Regions from separate parts of the Homo sapiens genome. Here region 1 is linked to region 2. Evidence: chromatin loops called from intact Hi-C (ENCODE). Cell type or tissue: natural killer cell. All regions are shown on one strand. Each heading gives the region's core, and the rest is flanking DNA. Links, peaks and the distances in the headings are about the cores only.

Region 1 (5,920 bases), core at 654-4,653, 130 kb before region 2:
TGTGTGTGTGTGTGTGTGTGTGTGTCAGATGTTTAAGACTAACATTAAAATGGGCTTACATGCCCTAAGATCATGCTGCTAGAATGGTGCAAGGAAGTGTTAGGAAGGAAGCTAGCCTGACATCAGAAATGTGCCACCCACATGCATGTAATGAAGACTGTGTGACACCAACATTGTACCTAGCAAGACAAAAGTGATCTACAGTTTTAAGAGATGAGTGACATAAAGTTAAAAGTCAACAAAAGTTTACAAAACTTGCCAAGAAGCAGCTAGCAAAAATCTTGAAAATAGTAATTTCTCTAAAGGATATAACTGTTTCTAGTTTGATTAAGTCATAAGATGCATTCTATAAGAAAGATCATTTCTGTTACCTCTATCTCCAGTTTGACTTTATCTGGTGCAGTCCCAGGAATTTCCTTTGGTCACCCATTCCGCTCCTGTTAATGGCCCAACAACTGAGGTGGAATTGCCATCCACATTAAACCACCCTTCACATTTGCTTTCCCATCACCATGTTTTATTTTTAACAACACTTATCAGTAACTGGTATTTTCTTGCTTAATTAATATAAATATTTCCTTGCTTAAATAATATAAATACATGAGAATGTAAGCCTAAGAAAGTCAGAATCTTGTTTCTTTTTCATTCATGTAAACAAATATTTAGAGTCCCTACATATGCTGGACAGCGGATGGAGCAGCGATCAAAACAGGCAAAAATGCATACACCCTCGTGAAGCTTACATTCCAACAAGGAGAGACAGACAACCCAGTACAAGAGTCAAATAGTATGTTAGAAGGCAGTTAATGCTATTGAGAAAAATAAAACAAAGAAGGAACACAGGGAGTGCCAGAATAAGGGTACAGGTATGTGGTTGCAACTTAAACATCATCTCCAGCACCAACAACAGGGCTTGGAGGCAATCAATGAATACCACCTCATGGCATGGGGCCAGACTGACATAACCCAACTCCCTGGATACAGTGATTGGTTTTGAGGCATGCAAATAAAATCAGAGTCATTCAGACGCAAGAGACATTGGAGCTAGCAAGCTCCACTGTATTTTGGTGTGAACAGGCAAGGCTTGGAGCTACTATAACCATTTTGCTACCATAAGAACGAAGCCATCGTAAGTAGGAAAGCACAATGTAGGAAAAGCAGAACCTAAGAGAGCAAAATAACCAGGATTGTTTACATTATTTGATTGTCTGCTGCAAACTGTACCTGATGTTTTGCCCCTTAACTAGGCTATTCAGTTATTCAGTTACTTAGCGTAATTAGAACCTCTAAATCAACTAAATTAGTTCTTCTATGTGGGTCAAAATAATTTCCTGCTTTGCTTTCACTAATAGGAGTAATCTTTGGGGCCAATTCTTCATTTGAAAAAAGTCAAGAGTTGCTGTGTGATGTTGTTTAATCCACTCTGAGCTAGGTTTCCTATGACTTGCAACCTAAGGAGTCTGTATTGGCATGCATTCTAATTTATTATGTAATCTGAGGATTGCCTTCCCAACACATGGTATGCTCATCACTATGTCCTTGTTCCAGCTCTGGAGTACTTCCTCTGCCCTCCACTCCAAGCCTCAATTAGAGGAAGGTCCTCCACTCTACCAGTCCACATCCATATCTCCATTGCTTTCACAAAGCATTCACGAATTAATCCCTGCATTATTCACTCAATCATTAACTCTAACAAATGTTTAGCAGACACTGACAAACACTGAGAATAAGATTAATAACGCAACATCCTTGTTCTCCAGGACATTTCAAAAAGGAAGGAAAATACTTGAATGAATATCTGTAATAGCAAACACAGGCTGATTACTTGGACAGAGTGATATGCAGGAGACAATGAGTGTGTGAATGGTGGAGTAAACAAATGTCTTTGGAATGGCCCACAACTTCCCTTACCTCCACTAGGCTTGACAGTGGTATCAACTTGTCCTATAACACACATGGGCCAGTCACAGTGGCTCACACCTGTAATCCTAACACTTTAGGAGGCCGAGGTGGGCAGATCCCTTGAGCCCACGGGTTTGAGACTAGCCTGGGCAATGTGACGAAACCCTATCTTTACAAAAATAAAAAATTAACCAGGCATGGTGGTGTACTCCTGTAGTCTCAGCTATTCGAGAGACTGAAGTGGGAGGATCACCTGAGCCCGGGGAGTTCGAGGCTGCACTGAGCCCATGAACACACACACACACACACACACACACACACACACACACACACACACACACGGCCCCTATAGTGGGACCTGACTCTTCCCTAAAAAGTTCTAAAGTCTTTAAGGGCAGAACTCTGTCCTATCATTCTTTTAGAGCTTCTAACATTTCTAGCATATTATACATAGTAAGTCTCCAGTAATTGTTTATTAAATTAAAATATGGGTGTTTTGTACTCAAACATTTGAAAAGAATCATAGATGCTGTTTATCTGTAGTCCTAGTTGACTTTCATTGCTTTCTGAAACTATCAATTTTCTCTTATCTGTTGTAACAGCTGAGAGCTTATCAGAAGAGCTCGTCCTAAACCAGCAGTACATGCGCCTCTCCCATGGCATCACCACATGGCCTCTAAATCAGCTCTTCTTTGTGGGTCGAAATAAGTCCCACTTTGCTTTCACTAACACGAGTCCTCTTAGGATCCAAGGAAATAATTACTTTAGAGCTCTACTTTTAAATACTATATACAGAAGCCTCTATGCTTTGGCAATGAATTGAAGAGAGATTTTCTATTGCCACAGAACTCCTTAATCAGGCTCTTCTCAATTTAGAAAAATAAATTTAAAAGACTGACAAACTAAATGGAAGTAAGTATAGCTTTTGGTCCTTAGGATAGGGCAAACAACAATTAACCAAAAAACAAGGGGTTGGGTGGATATAGCATGTTCCTGAAAAGTTTTGAAGATTCTTAAAAGCTAATGTGATTCAAAAGGGAAGAAAGTGTTTTTCTCATATGGTGAATATTCAATCTAGTTTGTATTGTTTTTCCACATGACAATCTTATGTACTATATCACATAATGTAAATTATTTTCTATTTCCAAACCTGTGTGGTCATTTACAGGCTAAGTTTGATAAACCAACTTGCTAACCATCCTATCCAAATCTCACCTACTATTTCAAAATGTTACATTAAAATTTTGGTACCATTGTACTCTTAGTGTTACGGTCAGAGAATGCATGACTGGTGAAGTAAGGTCTGGGAAGCTGGCCTAGAATCATAACCCACACTCACAATGTGGTCAATGGGCAAGTGCATTCTGAAGTTCACAGCAGGAAAGGGAAAGCAGCATGGAAAACATGCCCTTTTCCCCATTTGAATCCTCCTACCCTTCGTTTTCTCCTCCTTTACCTGCTTGCTCAATCACAGGTAATAATATTATCCCCCCTTTTCTGTCTTCCCATGCTTCACTTTTCCATAACACAATTTGGGCAGCCACTGACTGCCTAGTGGCCAGGACAGGGAATAAGACACGCTCAGGAACTCTTGATTCTTCAGACTTTAAAGGAATACCAACCAGCCCAGCCATGGCTGTGTCCTTGTAAGAAAGGAAGAAATATTGGTCACTTTCTCTTTGATGTTTACCTATTCCAATAAGAGTGTGAAGGGTGGAGTGAACACATGTCTTTGGAATGGCCCACAACTTCCCTTACCTCCACTAGGCTTGACGGTGGTATCAACTTGTCCTATAACACACATGGGCCAGTCCCTCACATTTTTCCACATGTAGAAGATGCTCCTGTTCCCCACCTGCATGTCTTCTAGTGTGGAATGAGAGAAGAGACATCCAGAGGCCCACGCCCTCCCTTCACCTCCACCACAGCCATGTAATTAGGTGAACTTGGGCAAGTCACTTCAACTCCTTAGGTCTCAGCTGAACCATGTGATTGCTAGGCCACTTGTAGCTGAATGTTCTGCTCCATTTTTTAAGACTCCTACAGCTTTGCTTTATTGTTTGCTTATTTTTTTTCTCTATCTCTCTTTTGCTCCATGAGGGCAGAGACAATATCCGTATCATCAGACACTAGGAACGGGCCTGGCAGAAGACAGCCAGGAGGCATTATGTAAGGAGAATGAATGTACCGAGATAGGAAAACCAATATTTTCACATTTAAAAGGCAATCTTAACAAAGCAATAAGGAAGAAACAATGATCCGCTTTTTTAGTTCACTAACAATAGTAACTGAGGAATGTCAACATCATCAAGCCTTCATGTAATACAGATAGAACAGTAAATCTCAGAAGAAGTGGAATGGAGATGGTGGCTGAGGTCATAAGAATCACTTATATAATAAGAATCACTTATATTTGCAGTTACAGAAAATGAGTGAGCTTATAAAAAGTACTTCTTGGACCTTGTGCCTTCATAATCCAGTACTAACGTGGGACTCCAAGCATTCATCTTTGAACTAGGTATCTCATCAAATAATTCTGAAGCACTGATGCTCATCAACACATCAACCCAATTAGGAACCATCAAATTAGGCTCCTTCCAGTCCAGCAATATGTAACTCTATGACACACATTAAGTTTTACCAAATCTCTATTTATTTGTTTGCCTTGGGGTATTTCAGTATTATAATTTTATAACCACATATCAAGTAGATGCTATAATTTCATGCCTTACATGTACCTAATTTAATCATTTATATTAAGGCCTATATTTGTCTCTAATATTAGTATATTCTAAGAGTATGCTTTATGAATTTTAATCATAAAAAATACATTATATATGGCAAAGAGGAGAAAAATAAGGTTCCTTCCATCTGGGGCAGGGTTTCAACCTCAGCATTATTTACACTTTGGGCTTGATAATTCTGTGTTGTGGGGGGAGTTCTATGCATTGTAGGATGTTTGGCAGCATCTCTGGCTTTTACTCACTAGATACCAGCACTCTCTTGCTAGTTGTAGCGATGAAAAATAACTACAGACATTGCGAAACCCACCCGCTTCCTGCACCAGAAACCACTAAAAAAAAAAAATTAAAATAATTTAAATAGTCATGGGTCCCAAAATACAAAATGTCCATTAATGTTTATACACAAGGTAAAGCTATGGGATCAATAGGCAATTACTTAAGAAAAAGGGCTACTGGTATACTTGGTGTGAAAGTATATTCACTCGGGCCGGGCGCGGTGGCTCACGCCTGTAATCCCAGCACTTTGGGAGGCCGAGGCGGGTGGATCATGAGGTCAGGAGATCGAGACCATCCTGGCTAACAAGGTGAAACCCCGTCTCTACTAAAAATACAAAAAATTAGCCGGGCGCGGTGGCGGGCGCCTGTAGTCCCAGCTACTCGGGAGGCTGAGGCAGGAGAATGGCGTGAACCCGGGAAGCGGAGCTTGCAGTGAGCCGAGATTGCGCCACTGCAGTCCGCAGTCCGGCCTGGGTGACAGAGCGAGACTCCGTCTCAAAAAAAAAAAAAAAAAAAAAAAAGAAAGTATATTCACTCATATTTTAGTGGCTTCAACACCTTTATGAATAGTCAGGCAAATGAGTTTTATCAAAACGGTCATCTATTTTCTATTTTGTACATAAAGCTTACACAGGTGGAAAAACCTCCAAAATTAGTACACGCATGTTCTAAGACTATGAAGAAATTCCAAATAACATTTTCTTAACCTTCTTTTTGGAAAACTGGACACTGTCATTCAAAATCTTACTGTAGACTCCATGATTTAAGACCATGTCTAGACAGAATGAAACAAAATGGGGACTTGGCAATTCTTTGGTATTATTACTTTGCTTCAAACTTTTCTCTTTGGGATTTAAATTACAGCTTTTAGCTGTCAACACTAATAAATTTAACCAGATGATTAGCAAACTTACAAATAACTTTTTGCCATATAGGCATTACCTACTGTCATGAGTTAAAGATGTTTCCATTCCCTCCTATGATTTCTCTTCAGAACA
Region 2 (5,920 bases), core at 1,323-5,322:
GTGCAATGATACAGTGGGATTTTTAAACAAGAGTGCCCATTTTACCCACACTCTGGGAAACATGCAACTCTCAATGTTTGCCAAAAGCAATAGGAGTTTTTTTTTTTTTTTACTGGTCTCTGTGAAAACATTATCTTTAAGGCAGTGAACAAAAGAAGGAAACCCTGTAAACAACTGGTTAGAACCCTAAGTGGAAGCCAAGACACATATTGAAATTGAGATGATATTGCTCTACCATGGCTTGATTTTTGGTTTTCTCATTATTTGTCATGCGTGTATTTCCTGTTGTGCTTTACTAAAAACAATATCTGATATCAGTTCACACTCCCTTCAAATAACAACTAAGAACTAATTTTCCAGCATGCAAATTAACTTAAATGTGACAATGCATCACATTTCAATAGGAAAAGGAATGATTATTCAATATAAATGATGTTGGGTAATTAACTATTTGGGACTCAATTCACCTTGTATGAAATATAAACAAAAAAAGAAAGAGAGAAAAAAGGAAGGAAGAAAGGAAGGAAGGAAGGGAGGGAGGGAAGAAGGAAAGCAGGGAGGGAAGGAGGGAGGGAGGAAGGAGGGAAGGAAGGAAGGAAGGAAGGAAGTAGGGAAGGGTAAGGCAAGAAATTCCTCAGTGTTTAGCAAATGCCAAGCATAAAAATCATAAAAATGAGAATTCAAAAAAAATTTCATTTGTTTTAGGTCTCCTATTGATATGGTTTGGCTCTGTGCTCCCACCCAAATCTCATCTCTAATTGTAATCCGCACTTGTTGAGAGAGGGACCTGGTGGGAGGTGATTGGGTCATTGGGGTGGTTTTCCCGATGCTGTTCTCATGATAGGTGATTTAAAAGTGTGGCACTTCCTTCTTCGCTCGCTCTCTTGCTTGCTCTCTCTCTCTCTCTCTCTCTCTCTCCTGCCACCATGTAAGACACACCTTGCTTCCCCTTCACCTTCTGCCATGACTGGAAGTTTTCTGAGGCCTACTCAGCCATGTGGAACTATGTGTCAGTTAAATCTCTTTCCTTTATAAATTGCCCCATCTTGGAGAGTTCTTTATAGCAGTGTGAAAATGGACTAAAACACCTATTTTCCAAGAAACAAAATAAATCACAAAGAAAAAAGTGACTTAGCTACATAAAAATTGAAAAGAACAAAACTATTACTATTAAAAACAGCAAATGAGTAAAGAGCAATCAAGTAAGAAAAATTTTATAGCAAATATGACCAAAAAAAAGGCTCATCTCCTGAAAATATAAAGGCTTCCTAGACACAGGTAAGAAAAATCTTAAGCCCCCTACAGCTTGAAGAAAATAGCCATAGAATTTTGCTCATCATTCTTTCAAACAGATATTTAAAATGTGATAAACTATTTCACTTCACTGGTAATGTCACAGGATTCTTGCGGTGTCATTTTTCTGGCCAGAAACCTCTGTGGCTGGTGGAGCCTTTGCTCGAGTTTTGCTCTGGCCTGCTGGGCTCATTCTGCCCACCAAGCTTGGCAGGCTGCATTTGGCTTGTGCCACTGGCCTGGATCCCACACCTGCCAAGGGCAAGCCAAGCAAGGGGTGTATGAGTGAGCGAGGGTGGGGTCTGGCCACTGCACACAACCAGGCATGCCGGCTGTGGTGGGGCAGGCAGCTCCAGGCACTGGCACGGGTGCTTGTTCCCTGCAAGGCTGTGGCTGGACCAGATATATGGCAAGTAGCTTCCACGGCTGGCACCAGGAAATGCAGTGGCACCTGGAAGCTTGGAGACACCAGGAACTGCAGAGCCCCAAAGAAGGTCACAGCCCTGGCTTGGGGAGCTCCTAGGTCTGGGCTCCCTGAAGGGCTGCAGCTCTTCTCTCCTTCTGTCTTCCTCCTTGTTACCCGCAACTTGGTGAGCAAGGAGTGTGTTTCAGCCCTGTTTGTGTTATGGCTCTTTCATCCCCACCATTCAGCGAGTCCTGAGTTCTTGTCCTGCGTCCAGGAATAATGAGGTATGTGAATAAGTGGTGGGAGAGCAAAGCCAAGAGGTGCTTTATTGAGTGATAGAATAGCTCAGAGGAGACCCATGGTAGGCACACCCTCTCTGCAGGCAAGTCATCCCAATGAGTATTCAGCTCTCATTAGAGAGGAGACCCACAGTGCATAGCTTCTCTCCACAGGCAGGTAGCCTCTCATCTGCCTGAATCTGGCTGAGTCCAGGACTTTTATGGGCTTCAGAGGGAAGGAAGTGCATGCTGATTGGTCCATGGGCAGCTATGGGTGGGCCCAGAAAAAGCACCATAATTTCTGGCTCTGGTCTGCTGAACTGGCAGCCTGGACCCCAGGCCTCAGGCCATCCCTGTCCTGAAGGTGGGGTTTCACCAGGGACCCACTTGTATCTGCCCAGAAGCCTATCTGCCTCCTGCCACCATTAACATGCCCTCTACCATGTCCAGGCTGTTTGTGCTAAGGGGTGCCTGCAGGGCCCATGCTGAGCTGCCCTTAGCCCCACCCTGGCCTCCCTCCTGTGCTCCTTGGCACCCTAAGTCCAGAGGGAGGTGAGGCAGCAGGGAGCTGGTGTATCAGCACTCACATACCTGGCTGGCTCATGACAGCATCTGGGCTGGGCCACAACTTTTCTCTGAAATTGGAGTGGGCACATGACAGCGCCTGGGTCTGGCCACAACTTTGCTGTGAAACTAGAGCAGGCACCAGGAGAGGGGAGACGCCAGTCAGCAGGAGCAGGCACATCCGATCCTGTGGGAGCAGGGGGGGCTTCCTGGCCCACGAGAATGCCGAGATGCCCAGGTCTGTAGCCACCTGCAGGTGCAGGTGTGCCTGGGAGGGCAGGGATCCCATCCCTCCAACTTGGAACGGGGAGGGGTTTCTTCCTATTCCTGACTCCTGCAGGATCCCTGGAGTGCCTCAGCAGCCAGTGTCATAGCGGGAGCCACTCTAGATGGGTGGCTGCTGCCATCAGTAATGAAAGAAATGTAAACTGAAATAAGACTTTAGTTTGACTAACAACTTATAACATAGAAATATACTGAGGAGCAAAGACGATTTGGTAGAATAAGAGTATTCACTTAATTTTGATACATGCTAATGTTTGAGAATCATTGATGTAATAAAATATTACACAGGCAGTCAGTGTTTCAAGGAACACTTAACATGGAAAAATGCTTATAATATTAAGCAAATAAAAAGAAAAACAATTATGTATATTTAGTATGATCATATGTGAATTACAGATAATATTTTTCCATTTGTAAATACATGAGTACATACATATTTGTAAAATCAAAACCATTCCTATATGTGCATATATATACATTCGCACATACATATGTACTAGCAGAAATAAATGCTATTCTCAATACATCAGAGGAGGTAGCTTTAAATTTCTTCTTTCCACATTTATGTATTTTTCCAAGTTGTCTTCTATAATGACATATTTTTAAATTATCAATAAATATCTTGGCTACATACATTTTCACATATATATGATGTTTGCAAAGCTCAAAGCCCCAAGTTTCCTATAGCCCTAAATGTTTATTAACCTTTCGTAATCAGATTGATTTATTGCAAAGAGAGGCCCCTTCAATTGTAGACAATGTTTTATCATTCAAGAAAACAGTAAGATGTGGTACTTGGGTTGACCTAGCCACAGGCAGGATGTGGCTGCCAGAAAAGCGCTATAAGTCTTTGAGCAAAGAGCCACATCCTCCTCCCACTATTTCTTTTTTTAGCTAATGGCAACTCCTAAGATTCTGACTTTAACCAAAGTTCACATCTTTGTATTGCTCTCCTACTCCCTTTTTAAGTCAGCAACTCATAATAAGCTTAGTATATAACACAGGTTATACAATTTAAGAAAATACTAGGCATTAGGGATTTCAAATAACTGAGCTCATTTAGCCAAAATGGTAAAACAGGGGGACTCGTGAAAAAGATCATAATCAAATAACGGGTATTAATGCTATATTAAAAATTGTCTGTCTTTGTTATCTCAAAAAGCCACCAGAATTCCTTCTCTGGTCTAACTTGCAACTATCCAGACACACAGAAAGTTCAATCTATTCTACTAGTACTTGGACAATGCAGTGAATCTGACATTGTTTACAATGGTCTTAAAAGCCCTTAGGTGTTGGTAACATTTTATGTCATAGAAAATATTGTAGCATGTACCTCTTTACTTGTGTACATCACTGAAACAACTTCCCTTTGCTTCCTGCTCATGGTTATATAGATTGTATGAAGATTAGAGGGCATCCCCAACTGCTGGAAACTGACAGCTGCCCTCCATTAGGGTATTTAGTGCCTAAAAGTGACATCATTCAGCTTCTATGCTATGATAGCTATGATATACTTCACCTTCTGGAGATCATATTGGAGAAATTCTGTTGGCGGAAATATAATTCCACACCCTAAGTAAGGGCAGAATTTGCTGTGATTTGGAATAATAGTGATATATTAAAGAACAGTGATATGTTAAAAGAAGTATCCAAAAATCACATATTAAAGAAAATTAAAGAGCATAATTTTATGTAGTGATCTTGAAAATTAAATTCACTTATTCAACCTACTCAACAGCAACAAAATCTTAGATTTCCTGGTAACTGTTATTCAAAATGTATGGATGTATAAGTAGGAGCATGAGCTGATTTTGGAAACCTAGATGCTGCCATCTGAATGTTATGGCCATGTCCCCTGGTTATATTACCCAGGTCATTTTTATGGCTTCCTACAAACGCGCTTTGTATTTGACTACATTTGGAAATACTCAGAAGGTTTTCAAATGAAGCCTATATGAAAGTATAGAAACTGACTGAGTCATGGAAATCCTGAAGATAAAGTGATCTTACAGAAACTAGAACAAAGTTAAGTAAAACAAGGGTCTCGATAAAAAGCCCAGTCAAAAATGAGTAACTTAAAACACCTGTGTTTTGTCAACAGTGGCTTGGCAGCTAGAATAGGAAGGACAGAGGAAGTTAAACCCACGCTGGTTTCCAGAAGTCAGCTACAAAAAATGAACCTCTAGGACCAGATGGTTTTATGGCTTTGGTAAACAATAGATTTGCATAATGCTTCCTCAATAATTCTGTCAGGAAGAGTGCTGAGCTAAAAAACAACGTGCAATTGTGCCTTTTTTGAAAGACCAGCTCTCTAAATGGCCAACTGGTAATTAGGAGAATCTAATGCTGAGAAGGACAGAGTATATAAAGGACTATTATCTTGAATAAGTAATTGTAAATGCCAGTATATTTGGTAGTATTAGGTCTCCACTGGTGGCCACATTATACACTGATTATCAAAGGGGAATGAAGGCGTCTCTGATTTTGGGCACCACCTCCCTAAAGTTTCTTTGTTTGTTCTGCTTTGTAGCTTCCTTTGACTTTTGTTTCTAAGGCTTGCGGGGGGCTGCCATTTGGTTTCTCTTCAAGAATTAACAAACCACTTACTCTTGAATTCTCTTCTAGTTAACACAGGCATCACTACTTCCAATTGATCTCAGGATGTGGGATCCTCATACACATTTTGAACAAAATCCTCTGTTTCAGCAAGTGAGTGAGAAACCTCTTCTAATTCATTTAACCAACTAATTTAATTGGCAACAATTATTTGTACATGTGTTTTCTCCACATGCCAATTTAGATTTCTACTTTTTAACACCTGAGTCAGAAATGGGCCAGTGGAATAATATACAGATGCTCCTTGACTTACAATGGAATTAACCTCCCAATAAACCCATTGTATGTTGAAAATATCTTTAAGTTGAAGGTGCATTTAATACATCTAACCGAAAAATATCACAGCTCGCCTACCTCATAGCTCAGCCTACCTTAAACATGCTCTAAACACTTATATTAGCCTGCAGTTGGGCAAAATCATCTGGCAACACAGTACGCTGAAGAGTATCAGTTGTTTACCCTCCTAATCCTGTGACTG

The links. Peaks named below come from ENCODE experiments on the same cell type or tissue, not always from the same donor. Only the 100,000 strongest peaks of a DNase experiment are listed, where the experiment ranks them.
Region 1: it touches region 2 in a loop (2.8-fold over the local background); 1 of 110 quality-filtered maps calls a loop at or near these places.

Annotation. Positions count from the first base shown.
Region 1 is chr4:101,289,889-101,295,808 of GRCh38, forward strand. All of the region lies in intron 1 of PPP3CA (protein phosphatase 3 catalytic subunit alpha), which reads right to left. Among named protein-coding and RNA genes, the nearest start is that of MIR1255A, 38 kb to the right of the region's middle. In natural killer cell, for the core only: no CTCF peak of the experiment used is centred there; no DNase peak of the experiment used is centred there.
Region 2 is chr4:101,414,563-101,420,482 of GRCh38, forward strand. No RefSeq gene overlaps it. Among named protein-coding and RNA genes, the nearest start is that of PPP3CA-DT, 70 kb to the left of the region's middle. In natural killer cell, for the core only: no CTCF peak of the experiment used is centred there; a DNase peak (open chromatin) is centred at 3,659.